Linked DNA regions of Homo sapiens: region 1 is linked to region 2. A link is a loop called in an ENCODE intact Hi-C map of the cell type or tissue named here. Cell type or tissue: endothelial cell of umbilical vein. All regions are shown on one strand. Links, peaks and the distances in the headings refer to the core of each region. The heading gives the core; the rest is flanking DNA. Region 1 overlaps LOC105376481 (a long non-coding RNA gene). Region 2 overlaps ZNF438 (zinc finger protein 438).

Region 1 (7,644 bases), core at 867-5,866, 47 kb before region 2:
GTAAGTTTCCTGAGGCCTCCCTAGCCATGCAGAACTGTGAGTCAATTAAACTTTTCTTTATAAATTACCCAGTCTCAGATAGTTCTTTATAGCAGTGTGACAACAGACTAATACAGCTACTTTATACAAAATCTTTACAGCCATTACATCTTCTGCATATGTTCCCATATTAATATTATATATGCAGAGAATTGCACTCTATAATAATAAAGCCTACCCATATAAAAATAAGGTTTATGTAAATTGGATTTAAATGCATTAAAGCTAAGCGAGGGCTACATAGTTCCTTTGACTGGTGTTTTCTTCACATGAAACACACTGAGGAAGTTGAATCCCTGTTGCTTGCAATATACCTGGATCTAACTTTGATATATAAGTAAGTCTCATCAGATTTGTGTGTTTGGGCTGCCATCTTCAGCTGCCTTATAGAAGAAAAATATTAATGAGGGGTATTTTCAAGAATGCCAAGCTGGTTTTGAAGAGTAATTAGTGCTGCTAATGGCAGTTGCTACATGACTGCCTGGTTTCTTCTCATATCTGAACCTTATAAGCACATTATTTGTTCATTCTATGAGTACAAATATGTTACAGGTCTAAAATATGCCACCCATTAGAAACCCAAACGTCAATATCATGCAATATACCATGTAACAAACCTGCATATGTGCTCCTTGAATCTAAAATAAAAACTAAGTCTGGATACATTGGCTCACATTTGTAATCCCAACAATTTGGGAGGCAAAGAGCGAGGATCACTTGAAGCCAGGAGTTCCAGACCAACCTGGGCAACATAGCAAAATTCTCTCTCTACAACTTTTTTTTTTAACAAACAGCCAGGCATGGTGATGCATGCCTGTAGTCCCAGCTACTTGGGAGGCTTAGGTAAGAGGATTGCTTGCATCCAGGAATTTGAGGCTGCAGTGAACTATGATTGCACCACTGCATTCCAGCCTGGGTAACAGAATGAGGCCCTGTCTCAAAAAATAAAATAAAATAAAATAAAATAAAATAAAATAAAATAAAATAAAATAAAATAAAATAAAGTAAGATGCTACCTTCTAATAGAGACTTAGGCTAGGTTTAAAATATTTTTTATGATTCTCTGATTTTTGTTGTTGTTGTTTATTCAGATGGAGTCTCGCTCTGTCACCCAGGCTGGAGTGCAATGGCACGATCTCAGCTTACTGCAACCTCCACCTCCCAGGTTCAAACAGTTCTTTCGCCTCAGTCTCCCCAGTAGCTGGGATTACAGCCACCCGCCATCATGCCAGACTAATTTTTGTATTTTTGTAGAGACGGGGTTTCATCATGTTGGCCAGACTGGTCTTGAACTCCTGACCTCAGGTGATCAGCCCGTCTCAGCCTCCCAAAGTGTGATTTTTAAATTTACTGTTGGACTGAACTCCATTGTTAAACAATATAAAGATACATAAAGAAAAAAGAATCATTCCCCCAGCCTCTCTACAAACTAATCCCTCTGATGTAAATCAAGTTATCCATCTACCCTATTCTTCATGTACCTATAAATGTATTCATACTTACATTAACATACACACAAACATGCAATGTTTTTATCTTATAAAATAAAATGGTATTATATTGCACATTTTCTTGCAACTTGCTTTATCACTTAACAGTTTCTCATAGATGATCTAGCTGGTCCATAGATGGATATATAACTCATTTTCATTTTAAAGAACACCATAAACTAAGATTCTGATTTAATTTGCATTAAAATAGAGAAGTTTTTTATCATACTATATTTCCATCCAGTAACATGGCATAAGTTTTCATCTATTAAGGTTTACTTTATATTCTTCAAGAAAAAAGATTTGCATATAGACACTGTAATTTTTTATTAAATTTTTTTAGAGTTTTTTTTCTTGGCTGTTGGGAAGAGGGCTTTATTTTCCATTTATATTTAACTACTTTTTGTGAGTATGGTAAATTATATTATTTGTCATTAACTACTCCCTCCTTGGTTAGAGGACTATACATTCATGCATGTTGGGTATAATTTACAATACCTTCAGAGATGAAGCATGCTTCCTCCCCCAATTTGGGCTGGCCATGGGATTTGTTTTGGCCAATGAATGTGAGTGGATGTGACACAAGTACATCCAAACAGAAACTTTAAATCAGCTCTGTGATTTCTTTTGGCCTCTTGAGCTTCTGCTCCATGACATGGAAATGTCCAGGTAGGGGCTACTTCTTCAGTCTAGATCCCAGAATGAGACAGCTTGTGAAGCAGACCTCCTACTGACCTCCTACACAGCATGAAGCAGTGTAGCAGCCAACTGTGAAGAACTGGGAAGGGTCTCATATTTCGCCTTACTTTCAAGCCAACATGTTAACTTGCCAGTTTCATGGATGCTGAATGAAGACACTTGGGTTAGAGACAAAACACTTGATTACAGCAAAAGCAGTAGTCAGAATGTCAGCATGTCTGTTTTGGTTCCCTGAGTCTTCATTTTCAGTGATGATGTGAATAGGCCCAGATGGATGCCTGAACAAATGCTGGGTTGCGCTACAGGAAAGGAATATAGAACTTAAATTCCCATGATTTCATAGCAAGTAGTGAGCAAGCCAGCTCTTTGTCCCAGAGGTAAAAATCACCTCCTCCCTCGAGGTTGCTTGTTGTAAACATAACCCTGAGAAAAGGCTGGGTAGGAAATGATTAGGCCCTTGCATGCTTAGCACACCCAGCAAGATGTGTAGGAAAAAGAGTAACATATGGAGGAGAGTTTCCCAACACCAACCATCAGCCCTCATGTAAAGTTAGTGAGAAATAAACGTTTGCTCTTGTAAGCCACTGTGGTATGATTGTTTTGATACACAACAAAGTTGTAGCTAGTACAAATTACATTATATTTGTATATTTATCTTATATCTTGCCACCTTACCTAATTCTCTTATTTTAAAACATGTTCTAATACAGTTTTGTGGGTTTTCTAGGTATAATAATGTCTTTGCAAATAAAATGAATTGCCCCCTTTCCCAAGCATTTATATTATTATGGTTTATTTTGGGTTTTTTAAACCTTCCGGGTTAGCCTAAATCCCAAAACTATTTTGAATAAAACGATGATAGTAAATATGCCATTTATTAAGTTATTGTGTCTTACTTCCAAAGCCAGCCTTTGTTACTGGGCTGGTAATGCCTGGGCTAGAACTTCAAACCTTATTTTTGCTTTGCAAGTTGGCTCCCATTAAACTGTGCTGATAGAGGTGCTTCACGGAGCTCACAGGCTGAAGGAGGAGGAAGAGGCTTGTTCCTTCCTGCATGTTTTTTTGGGGGCTCCCTATTTGCCTCTTTTTCATATGAGTGGCATCCCACCAATGCTTCTTCATCTTGGCAGCAGCAGTTCCTTCCTGTAGCAACAAGTGAACCCAACTGACAGTATTTCTAAATGCCGTATCTCCCCCGGAGATACTATCAGCACTTTCTACTCAGAAGTCTGAGCTTCATTTCCAAGACAGCCCTTCTCCAAGCTCCTAAGCTTTAATAAATCCAACCTCTTTTCTTGATCCCACCCAATCACAGAGCAGTAGCAGTTTTCTGCAGTTCCTATTTCTGTGATCTCAAGTTCTCTTTTAGCTACCTCATGAACAATTTAATACCTAGTTAATAATTCTTTAGATTAAATTCTCTCTGCTAAAATAACTGGTGTAGCTTCTGCTTCCTGACTGACCCTTGACTAATACAGTAGGTATTCCGACCTATTTCCTGATTCTAACAATAGTTGCTTTAGGTATTTGCCTTTTAACATTACGGTTGCTGGTTTTGAGTTTTTGGCTAATCACTGCTGAAGTTTATCAAATGTGTTTCTTGTGTATATTTATAAATACATATATTTTCCTCCCTTAATAGTTAATATGATAAACTAAATATATCTCATAATGTTGACTCATCCTTATATTCCTGGAATACATAACTAATAGTATAACACATATGTAGTACTTACTACATATGTCCTAAAACTGTATACATATGTATGTATACATATTCCCTTAATAAACCTATATAGGTTTATACAGTTTATAAATACAGTTATAAATACAGTTTATAAATACACTTATAAATACAGTTTATAAATACACTTATAAATACAGTTTATACTTATAATTAATGTTAATGTTGCCAAATTTGCATTACTAAATATTTATTTAGAACTTATATTCATAATTAAAATTGAACTATACTTAGAATTTTCTATCTTGTACTATTATTACTTGTTTTCTACCTATCTGATCTCCTCTGTTGAATTTAAAGATTATTAAAAGTCAATGCCTTACTGATATTTTTCTCTTACAAAGTCTATATTATAGTATCTTGCACAGAGCACGTGATTGATAATACATGTTGAATGAATAAACACAGGTAATAGATATGAAAGTAAGACTTTTAAAAAAATTAGCATTTATTCTGTAACATAAAATTCTAATTTCATACATTAAAAGTATTTGTAAGGAATAAAAATACTTAACGATAGATAAATTTGGTGTTCAATTAGGTTTTTCTGGGCATATGTGTTCATTTCAGAACTCGGAAATCTTTAAAATTAATGTAGATCCTGTTTCATTAAATGTCTCTTCACAGAATTTTTAAAATTCTCCATTTAGTTAACAGCAATAATTGCTTTTGTATACTTAAGAGTTACTGTATTATGTTTTATGACACAGATTATATCAAAATCAGTTCTTTTTCCAAAAGATTAAAGAAAAATTAATAGAAGGTATGCATCAAGGATTCTTAACGTATAAAACCATTTTCAACAGAATGCTTTTTATTTAAGTCAAAATTGGATTTCCATGGTTTGGGGCTTGAGGGTTTCTAAGGTTTTGCTCCTGCAGATTCAAGACTTGTACTAGACATCAAAGGTTATCATGTTGCCCTTTCAAGACACTAGCTAAAGGAATTGGCAACTATTTACAATTTAGCTTTGCTTGAGTCCTTCCCTTCAAAGTAGCTATCAATATGTCTTTGTAATTATGTTTAAGGACAAGACATGTTCTTATTTATTTCAGTGTGTTTTAAAAATTGTATTTTAAGGACCTTCTGTGAACACAGCACAATACTGGGAGACAAATAAGAAAAGCAAAAATGTATCCTCTACTACCAAGGATCTTACAATACAAGGGAGAAACCATATGCAAACCCAAATTTTATATTAGAAATAACAGTATAGGACAAGTATTGTTTTCAGTCCCAATGATACTAAAAAGAAAAATCCATCAAAATGGAAGGAATAGAGTGCTTATGGGGCACTCTGAAGGTTTTTTTTTTCTATTTGTTTTTTGTAGTTTTTTGTAGTTGTTTTAATTCCAGATTCTAATTTCATGTGATTGGGGAGGTAATAATTGGCCATTTATGATCAGGATAACAAAGAACATTTTTCTCATATCCTCAGGCATGCTTGGAAGCAGTAATGTAAACAGTAATAATGGGAATTATTTTACTTCTTATTTTGAAAATAAAAATGTAAATATTTGTTTTTAAACTTCCTTACAACCCTAAGGTTTATAACTGTAATGTTTATTATAAAGAAAGATTACTATGTATCATTATTACTGGAAGACAGTAGTTTTACAAAGCCTGGGTTGTAATTATTTGAGAAAACATTATTTTTGAGTTTATTATATATCCTAAAAGTAACATAAAATATATTTTATCAGTTCATTTCAGTTTATGTACCTCCACCTATGTGGTTTCAATGTGTGTGTGTGTATCATACATCTGATGATGTCAAAAATCTACAAAAAGTTCTGAAAACCATGCAATTTTAATGAAACTCATCTAAACTTTAGAAGTAAGTGAGGGTATAGAACTATATAGTGAGGGTATAGAACTATATATATCGTGTGTGTGTGTGTGTGTGTATATATATACCTATATATTAGGTATAGTTTATATTACTATCCTTTTTTTTTTTTTTTTTTTTTGAGACGGAGTCTTGCTGTCACCCAGGCTGGAGTGCAGTGGTGTGATCTTGGCTCACTGCAACCTCCACTTCCTGGGTTCAAGCCATTCTCCTGCCTTAGCCTCCCGAGTAGCTGGGACTACAGGCATGCGCCACCATGCCCGGCTAATTTTTGGGTGTGTGTATTTTTAGAAGAGATGGGGTTTCACCATGTTGGCCAGGCTGGTCTTGAACTCCTGACCTCAAGTGTTCCGCCTGCCTCGTCCTCCCAAAGTGCTGGGATTACAGGCGTGAGCGACCACGCCAGGCCTACTATCCTATATTTTTAATCCCAGTTTTTACTTTTCTTCTCTGTATAGATCCTTCTTATCATTGGTTTTCTTGGATGACGATTTAATGACAAGGAAAAAAGAAATACATATAGTTTGCAGGTTGCTAAGGGACACAAACATCTATTTTAGGGAATTAAAATGGCAACTTGGGGGAATTTTGTTTTCTTTTTCATTAGGTTTATTAAGAAATATAAGTTTTACCATTCACATCAATTATGTTATATTTAAAAATACTAGAGTTGGCAATTTTAAAAATCCACACTTTTTAAAATTAAAGAAGATGTTTGCAAGGAAAAAAGAGAGAAGACCCAAATAAACAAAATAGAAACAAAAAAAGAGACATTACAACTAGTTATCACAGGAATACAAAAGATCGGCCAGGCATGGTGGCTCATACCTGTAATCCCAGCACTTTGGGGGGCCGAGACGGGTGGATCACGAGGTCAGGAGTTTGAGACCAGCCTGGCCAACATAGTGAAACCCCTCTCTACTAAAAATACAAAAAAAAAAAAAAAAAAAAAAAAAAAAAAAAGCCAGGCATGGTGACAGGCTCCTGTAGTCCCAGCTACTTGGGAGGCTGAGGCAGGAGAATCACCTGAAGCCGGGAGGCGGAGGTTGCAGTGAGCGGAGGTTGCAGTGAGCAGAGATTGCCTCATTGCACTCCAGCTTGGGGGACACAGCAAGACTCTGTCTCAAAAAAAAAAAAAAAAAGAAATACAAAAGATCATTAGAGACTATTATGAACAATCATGTGCTACAAACTGGAAAACCTAAAGGAAATGGATAAATTCCTGGATGTATACAACCTACCAAAATTGAATGAGGAAGAAATAGAAAACCTGAGCAGACTGATAACAAGTAATGAGATTGAACCAGTGATTAAAAAGTCTCCCAACAAAGCAAAGTCCAGGACCAATGGCTGCATTGCTGAATTGTACCAAATTTATAAAGAAGAGCTAACCTCAATTATCCTAAAACTATTTCAAAAAAACTGAAGGGCCAGGCGTGATGGCTCATACCTGTAATCCCAGCACTTTGGAAGGCCGAGGTGGATGGATTACAAGGTCAAGAGATCGAGACCATCCTGGCCAACATGGTGAAACCCAGTCTCCACTAAAAATACAAAAATTAGCTGGGCGTGGTGGCGGGCGCCTGTCGTCTCAGCTACTCAGACCCAGGCTGAGGCAGGAGAATCACTTCAACCTAAGAGGCGGAGGTTGCAGTGAGCCGAGATTGCGCCACTGCACTCCAGCCTGGCGACAGAGTGAGGAGGAAATTCTCCCTAACTCATTATCTGAAGCCAATATTACTCTGATACCAAAACCAGACAAGGGCACAACAATAAAAGAAAACTGCAGGCCAATGTCCCGAATAAAGATAGACGCAAAAATC
Region 2 (7,644 bases), core at 1,524-6,523:
AAGTAGCTGCACTAAGGTTAGATGAGGTATACAGGGTAAGAGAAAATACTTGCAAATTATATATCTGATAACGGACTTATATCCACATTTATAAAGAACTCTTGCAGCTCAATATTAAAAAGACAAAAATACCCCATTAAAATGGGCAACGGATCTAAATAGACATTTCTCTAAGGAAGATTTATGAATGGCTGATAAGCACACGAAAAGATGCTCAACGTTGTCACTCATAGAGAGAAGCAAATCAAAACCACATAAGATACTACTTCATGCCCACTAGTTAGCTGTAATCAAAAGCAGATAACAAGTGTTAGTGAGGATGTGGAGTAATTGGACGCTCCATACATTGCTGGTAGGAATTTAAAATGGGCAGCCACTTTAGAAATAGCTTGGCAGTTCTTCAAAAGGTGTTACCCTATGTTACCTAGCAGTTTCACTCCTAGGTATCTGTGCAAGAGAAATGAAAACATACCTACATACAAAAACTTATACATAAATGCTAGTAACATTATTCCTAATAGCTAAACAGCGGAAACAACCTAGATATCTATCAGCTGATGAATATATAAACAAAATGTGGTACATCCATACAATGGAATATTATTCAGCATTAAAAGCATAAAGGAATAAAGTACTGACACATGCTATAACATAACAAAACATGCTAAGTGAAAGGATCAGACATAAAAGGCTATATGTTGTATGATTCCATTTATGTGAAATGTGCAAGGTAGGCCAATCCATAGGGACAGAAAGTAGATTTGTGAGCTGAGAGGGTTAGAGGAGGGAGATGGGGAATGACTACTAATGGATAGGGAGTTTCATTTTGGGATGATAAAAATGTTCTAAAGTTGCGGTGATTGTGGCACAACTCTGAATATACTAAAACCATGGAATTGTATATTTCAAAAGGGTAAATTGCATGGTATGTGAATTATACCTCAATGAAGCTGTTAAAAAAGAAGAAGTGAGGTAATATGTGGGAATATACTTTGAGCTGTTTGAAAAGATATTATTATTATTATTTCAATTTGACTGTAAGGCCATTAAATAAAAGCAGGATGACTTAGATATTTTTCCTTGCTTGCAGGCTTGTGATTTTTATGCCATGACTCAACTTTATAAGGCTGTAACTCAGCAATATAAAATATTGAAAATGTTGAAACATAAAATGAAAACTGCTTTGTCTACTGTTTATATTTAATAGGATTTTCTGAATCAGTTAATTAGCAATAAGTGAATGTGTCATTAAGAAATTAGATTTTAGAATCGTAAAGTTTTAGAGCTGGCAGAAACTTCAGAAGTCATCTAGTCCCCCCTCATTTTGCTTTATGAGAGAGCTGAGTCCTACAGAGACAAAGTAAGATGTCTTATGTCATGGCATTGAGTAAATTCTAGAACTGAGTCAGTGTTCTTTCTGCTGACTATTTGGTTTCAGTGCTATTAAGTGTGTTCTACTATTAATAGAACTAACACTCTTAATAGCTATTTAAATGCTTCCTATATACTAGGCACTCTCTGTTAGGTACTTTATATATGTTATCTTGGTTAATCTACACAAAGCTTATGAAGACAGTTCATTTTACCTGTGTATTAGTTTTGTATTGCTGCTGTAAAATAAAATGAAACAAACAAACAAAAAACAAAAGATCTGGCCGGGCGCGGTGGCTAACGCCTGTAATCCCAGCACTTTGGGAGGCCAAGGCGGGCAGATCACGAGGTCAGGAGATGGAGACCAGCCTGACCAACATGATGAAACCCTGTCTCAACTAAAAATACAAAAATTAGCAGGGCATGGTGGCGTGCACCTGTAATCCCAGCTACTCAGGAGGCTGAGACAGGAGAATCGCTTGAACCTGGAAGGTGGAGGTTGCAGTGAGCTGAGATCACGCCACTGCACTTCAGCCAGGGCAACAGTGTGAGACTCTGTCTCCAAAAAAAAAAAAAAAAAAAAAACACCAAAAAAACCTTTGTGACTTAAAACAACACAAATTTCTTATCTTACATTCTGGAAGTCAGGAGCCCAAAATGGACCTGACATCCTGTTAGCAGGGCTTCCCTTCTCCCTGAAGGCTTAGGGGAGGTCAATTTTCTTGTCTTTTCCAGCTTCTGGAGGCTGCCTGCATTCCTTCACTTTTAGTCTCTTTGCATCTTCAGAGACAGCAGTGGCTGGGCAAATCTTTCTCACAGTGCCATTTTTCTGGTTTTAATTCTTTTGTCCCTGCTTTCCCCTTTAAGAACCCTTGTGATTACTTTGGGCCCATCTGGATAATGCAGATACTCTCCTTATTTTAAGGCCCACTGATTACCAGCCTTAATTCTGTGTGCAACCTTCATTCCGCCTTACCAAATGAGTGGAAAAAACACACTCAAAATGGTTTTTTTTTTTCTATTAGCCAACAGCAATCAACACAGAAGACTTTTGTAATCACACGTGTGGGAGTTCCCCCCCCCGCCCCCCGCCAACCACACCAAGACATTTTGCAGCAGACACCACTCGGGTTGCCTTCAATTCAATGCTGACACCACCTGGAGAGAGTGTCAGATCCCATATCTTCAGGCCTCAGTCTCACAGCAAGTCTCAGGAGGCTCTACCTGTGCTTCTGACCAACCTGCTATAAATTGGGGTTCCCACAACCACCTCTTTGGGTTCATTTAATTTACTAGAGGGCTCACAGAACTTAGGAAAACACATCTACTGGTTTATTATAAAGGGTATTACAAAGGATGCAGATAGAGAGGTGCACAGGGCCAGGCATGTGGAAGGGGCAAGGAACTCCCTTGCCCTCCCTGGGTGTACCACCATTTGCGAACCTCCATGTGTTCAGCTATTTGAAAGCTCTCCAAACCCTGCCCTTTTGGGTTTCTATTTAAGCTTCATTGGGTAGGCATGATTGATTGAATCATTGGCTGTTGGTGATCAACTTAACTTTCAGACCCTTTCCCCTTCCTAGAGCTTGGAGGGTGTCACTGAACGTCCCAACCCTCTAATCAAGCTTTGGTCTTTCTAGTGTCCAGCCTCCATCCTGAAGCTACCCAGGGACTGCCAGCCATCAGTCACTCATTAGCATACAAAAGACATCACTTTGGAGATTCTAAGGATTTTAGCAGTTGTGTGCCAGGAAATGAGGATGTAGACCAGATATATATTTCACAATATCATACCATGTAATATAGGGTAGACAGAGATTCCAGGGAATAAGGGATGGACATCCTTTGAGGGAGGCAATATTCTGTGTACCACAATCTGTTAATAAGCTGAAGAGATTTAGGCTCAGAGAGATTAAGTAAGTTGTCCAAGGTCACAACATAATAAATGAAAGAGCTGATATTTTAACCCAGATCTGTTATTTATCATATATGCATATCTTTCACAATAACATGATCTTTCCCACAAATACCATTTGATCCTACTTAGGAAAAGTAAATAGGATGATGAGCATTGTTCAAATAGTAAATACCTATTTTTTTATTGTATATATTTAACGTATATGATGTTTTGATGTATACACACAGTGAAGTGGATACTACAGTCAAGCAAATTAACATCAGTCATCTCACATAGTTACTCTTTTTAGTGGCAGGAAAATCTCTTTTAGCAAAAATCTCAAATACAGTACAGTATTAACCATAGTCCTCATGTCATACATTAGACATCGAGACCCCTTTATCCTGCGTATCTGCAGCTTTGTATCCTTTGACCTACATCTTCACATTTTCTCCCCCGTCCACCCCTGTTTACCATCATTTTGTTCTCTAAGTATTCAACTTTCTTTTTCTTTTCTTTTTTTAAGATTCCACATATAAGTGAAATCATGCATTTTCTGTGTCTTGCCTATTTCACTCTGCATAATGTCTTCCACATTCATCCATGTGGTAGCAAATGGCAGGATCTCCTTTTTAAAGCTGAATAATATTCCATTTACGTACGTGCATGTACATATATATATACACACACACATATGTACACACACATAACTCACAGTTCATTCATCTGTTGACAGACACTTTGGTTGTTTCAATATCTTGGCTATTATTGTTTCTAAATCTTGGCTCATGCTACAGTGAACATGGGAGTGCAAGTATCTTTATGAGATGGTGATTTCATTTCCTTTGGATATCTACCCACTGGAGGAATTGCTGAGTCATATGGTAGTTGTATTTTTAATTTCCTTAGGAACCTCTGTATGGTTTTTCACAGTGGCCGCACTGATCTGCATTCCCACCAACAGTGTATGAGGTTTCTCTTTTTCACACCATCACCAACACTTGTTATCTCTGGTAACTTATTAAAGTAATAATCACATTTGCTTAATAATATCAAGAAATAGGCTATGTTATTATGAAACAGTTAAAAGCATATAGGAAGTTTATTTATTGATGTGGGAAAAGTATTTATGACTCATCATGACTTCCAGCCCCCTCCCCCACATTTCTACTTATCACTTCCTTTCTGTTACCAGTTCCTTCCTTATCCAGCCTAGATGCTTTGATTCAAATTATTTTCCGGCAAATTCTTTCAATTCCTTTGTACCTCTTTGGTCTCTCCAATCTCAGAACTGGATGAGCTCAACTACCTGCCAGTTTTTTCACTTTAATGATACGCTCAGCAGCCTTAAAATTGTCCAGCAGTCTTCCGACGTGTCTATTATCTCACTCCCTCACTCCTCACAGCATACTGCCTTCATTCTTCTCAAACCTTTTAACCCCCTATCAGTGTTATTTGATGTCTTAGCAGTTTTCCATGCAGTTGACCACAATTGACCATTGCTTCCTTTTGGAAACACTTGTCTCTTGGCCTTTGAGACAAACCCTTCCCTGGTTTTCCTTCTCCCATTCTAGTTGACCATTTTCTGTCTTCTGTGTTACCTGACATCTAAAAGAGGAAAGGTTTAGTTCTCTTGTTTTTCATCTTGTACTTTTGGTTAAATATAATCTTTTTGTGTAAGTCTTATTATCTCTAGCCCAGAGTTTGTCATCTTCAGCACTATTGACATTTTGGGCTGGAAAATTTTTTCAGTGTCAGGGGATGTCTTGTGGATTGTAGGATGCTTAGCAGCATCTCTGGCCTCTATGCTCTAACTGCCAATAGAGTTCCCTCTACCCTTATTGTGACAATCAAAATGTCTCCAGATATTGCCAGATGTCTCCTGGGTGCATAAAATCACCCCCCATTGAGAAGTACTTATGTAGCCTGAAGTTCTCTTCTGAGGATCTGGGGATAACACCTTTCTGACATCTCCACTTGAATGTCTCCTAGGCATTGCAAATTTAATGTGACCAAAATGGACTCTTGTTTTTTCTTCCATATATGCTCTCCCCCCAGATTTTCAGATTTTAGATTATTTATGATCTTGCATTGGAGGTACCAATAAAAGCCATTGGAGGCTTTTATTTGGAGTAAACTAGGGAGCCACCAGAGAGTTTTGGGCCAAGAAATGACATGATCTCACGTAGATCAGCTCTTTCTTGAGCATAGACTATGACTTGGAAGACTGAAAGCAGGAAGACCAGTTAAGAGGCTACTGTGGTAATCACAGTGAAAAATGGTAGTAGCTTGTATAAGGATGGTAGTAGGGCATATGATAAGGAGTGGCATCTTTAGTTTAGTGCTTAAACACAAATAGCCCTGAGAAGAATGCACTTGTACCTTCATGAGGTTAGTATCAGAGTATGCTTTGTTTTTCAGATGTTTTCTAAGAACTTGCAGGGAACAGGTTTTGGTGGGTCAGAATGAGAAGACAGTAGCCAAGTTCCTGGGTTCCTCCAAGCCAGAACTTCCTGGGATGTTACTTGAAGGGATTCAGGCCAGAACAGGGTTTTAAAACAAGGGACCCAACGGGAAGAGTAAGCAAGACATCCAATACTACCTGTTCTACCTCACAATCTTACTTAGGGCTGGTCCTCCCACGGTAAAACATGTACTGGGTGGCAGGGTAGATAGAACAATTGGAAGTCAGGAGTGTTTCCTTCATTAAATATAGGAAGCACATCATCTTGGGCTGGAAGGCCCTTAGCTGAAGTGAGGTGGCTATCGGCATTTGGGATGGGACAGGTTTTTGTTGTACAAGATTGCCCTACACATCTCAAGACTTGCAATAGTGTGCTCTCTCATTGTGACATCTAAAAAATGCCTCCCCACATTTCCAGACTCCCCATGGGAGTCAGACGTGTTCACCTGTATACCACTGGACTGAGCCCCCTTTGCTAATTTGAAAACTGCCTTCTGTAATAGGAAGTTAGTCAAAAGGCTATACATTCCAGGCCCTTAAAGAAAACCTGCATTACTTGTTTGGGGACTTAGAAGGTATCTACTAGTACTTTAAATTAGCATCTATGTTTATTGCTGATACATCCCATAAATGTTTTCTGTCCATGTTATGTACCTTAATATACTACTTTGTAATTCTTTTGTAGGGGTCATAGCCATTTCAGGGCCATCTCTAAAGACACTGCAAAGGACACATGCTCTAGCTGCTCTCTTCTCCGTATTGTTATATAAGGGAACCTGAATTAAAATGAATTAAGAGTTTGGATGAAAGGGCATTCCCTAGCCATCTTAGCAAAGGGAGTGGGAGTAGGATTGGAAGAGGGAGGATAATGGCCTGTATGTGAATGTTTATGCACATCATGTTTTTTAAATCAGGTCTAGCTAGTATCAAGAGCTAAATATTTTTTAATCGTATTTTTGAAAAGTAGTAGAAAATAGAACAATATTCAGATTTGTGAAGGATTGATGACTCAGTATTAGAGGGAAAACTCACCAAGGAAAAGATCTAATAGTTTTGAACATATAAAATGTAAGGTTTATTTACAATGAAAAAAATCACACAACACACTGGAGGAAATGCTTGTATCAAATGTGACTAAGGGTGAATATCTATAATATCTGAAGAGGAAGTTCTCTCGAACTTAATGAAGAAGTTTTAATACATAAGTAAACAAAGTATTTTAGCAGTTAATGATTAATAAAAAGGTGGGATTATGTTTACCGTCACTGGTAATCAAAGAAATGCCTTTTAAGTTAACCTTGAGTTATCTCTTCTATTCTTTCGAAAATACTGAAAATTAAAATAACTGACAATTCTGGAGAGGCTTTAAGGAAATGGACCCATTCAGTCTTATGTGTTTCTTGTGCTACTCCCAGCCACTGCCTTTCCCTGAACATGCTGTGCCATTTTAAATTCTTACGTCTCATCTTTATGAGTCCTTCCCCTCTTCTTTCTGTTGACTTTCCATCTCTTGAGAGCAGCATTCAGATCCTGGGGGCATCCCTTCTTACTCAGCCCTGCCAATGAGCACTCTGATTTGCATTCGGCACTGTATTGCAGCCATGGGTGTATGAATCAGTCCCTACCACTTGGCTGGGGAGTTCTTGAGGTTGGGACTGGTCAGGCCCTGCATCAGGGTCTGGTATACAAGTAATTATTCAATAACTATTGAACTAAATTATTGGATTTTGGTGAATGTTTTAATGAACTACAATATGTTAGGGTGATGGAATAACATGATCACTAAAGTGCAATTATAAGTGTAACTTATGGCAAAATTTTGTAACCAAATACAGAATGATATGTTTAGTGTAATTTCAACTGCATTAGAAAGGTAATATGCAGAAAATGAATTTTTAAATATTTTAAAGTT

What was found. A loop is a pair of places that touch in the nucleus more often than their neighbours do. Peaks named below come from ENCODE experiments on the same cell type or tissue, not always from the same donor. Only the 100,000 strongest peaks of a DNase experiment are listed, where the experiment ranks them.
Region 1: it touches region 2 in a loop (2.3-fold over the local background); 1 of 110 quality-filtered maps calls a loop at or near these places.

What each region holds. Positions count from the first base shown.
Region 1 is chr10:31,047,840-31,055,483 of GRCh38, reverse strand. All of the region lies in intron 1 of LOC105376481 (a long non-coding RNA gene), which reads right to left. Among named protein-coding and RNA genes, the nearest start is that of ZNF438, 20 kb to the right of the region's middle. In endothelial cell of umbilical vein, for the core only: no CTCF peak of the experiment used is centred there; a DNase peak (open chromatin) is centred at 3,633; H3K27ac peaks cover 2,759 bases.
Region 2 is chr10:31,001,589-31,009,232 of GRCh38, reverse strand. All of the region lies in intron 1 of ZNF438 (zinc finger protein 438), which reads left to right. Among named protein-coding and RNA genes, the nearest start is that of ZNF438, 26 kb to the left of the region's middle. In endothelial cell of umbilical vein, for the core only: no CTCF peak of the experiment used is centred there; a DNase peak (open chromatin) is centred at 4,212; H3K27ac peaks cover 4,308 bases.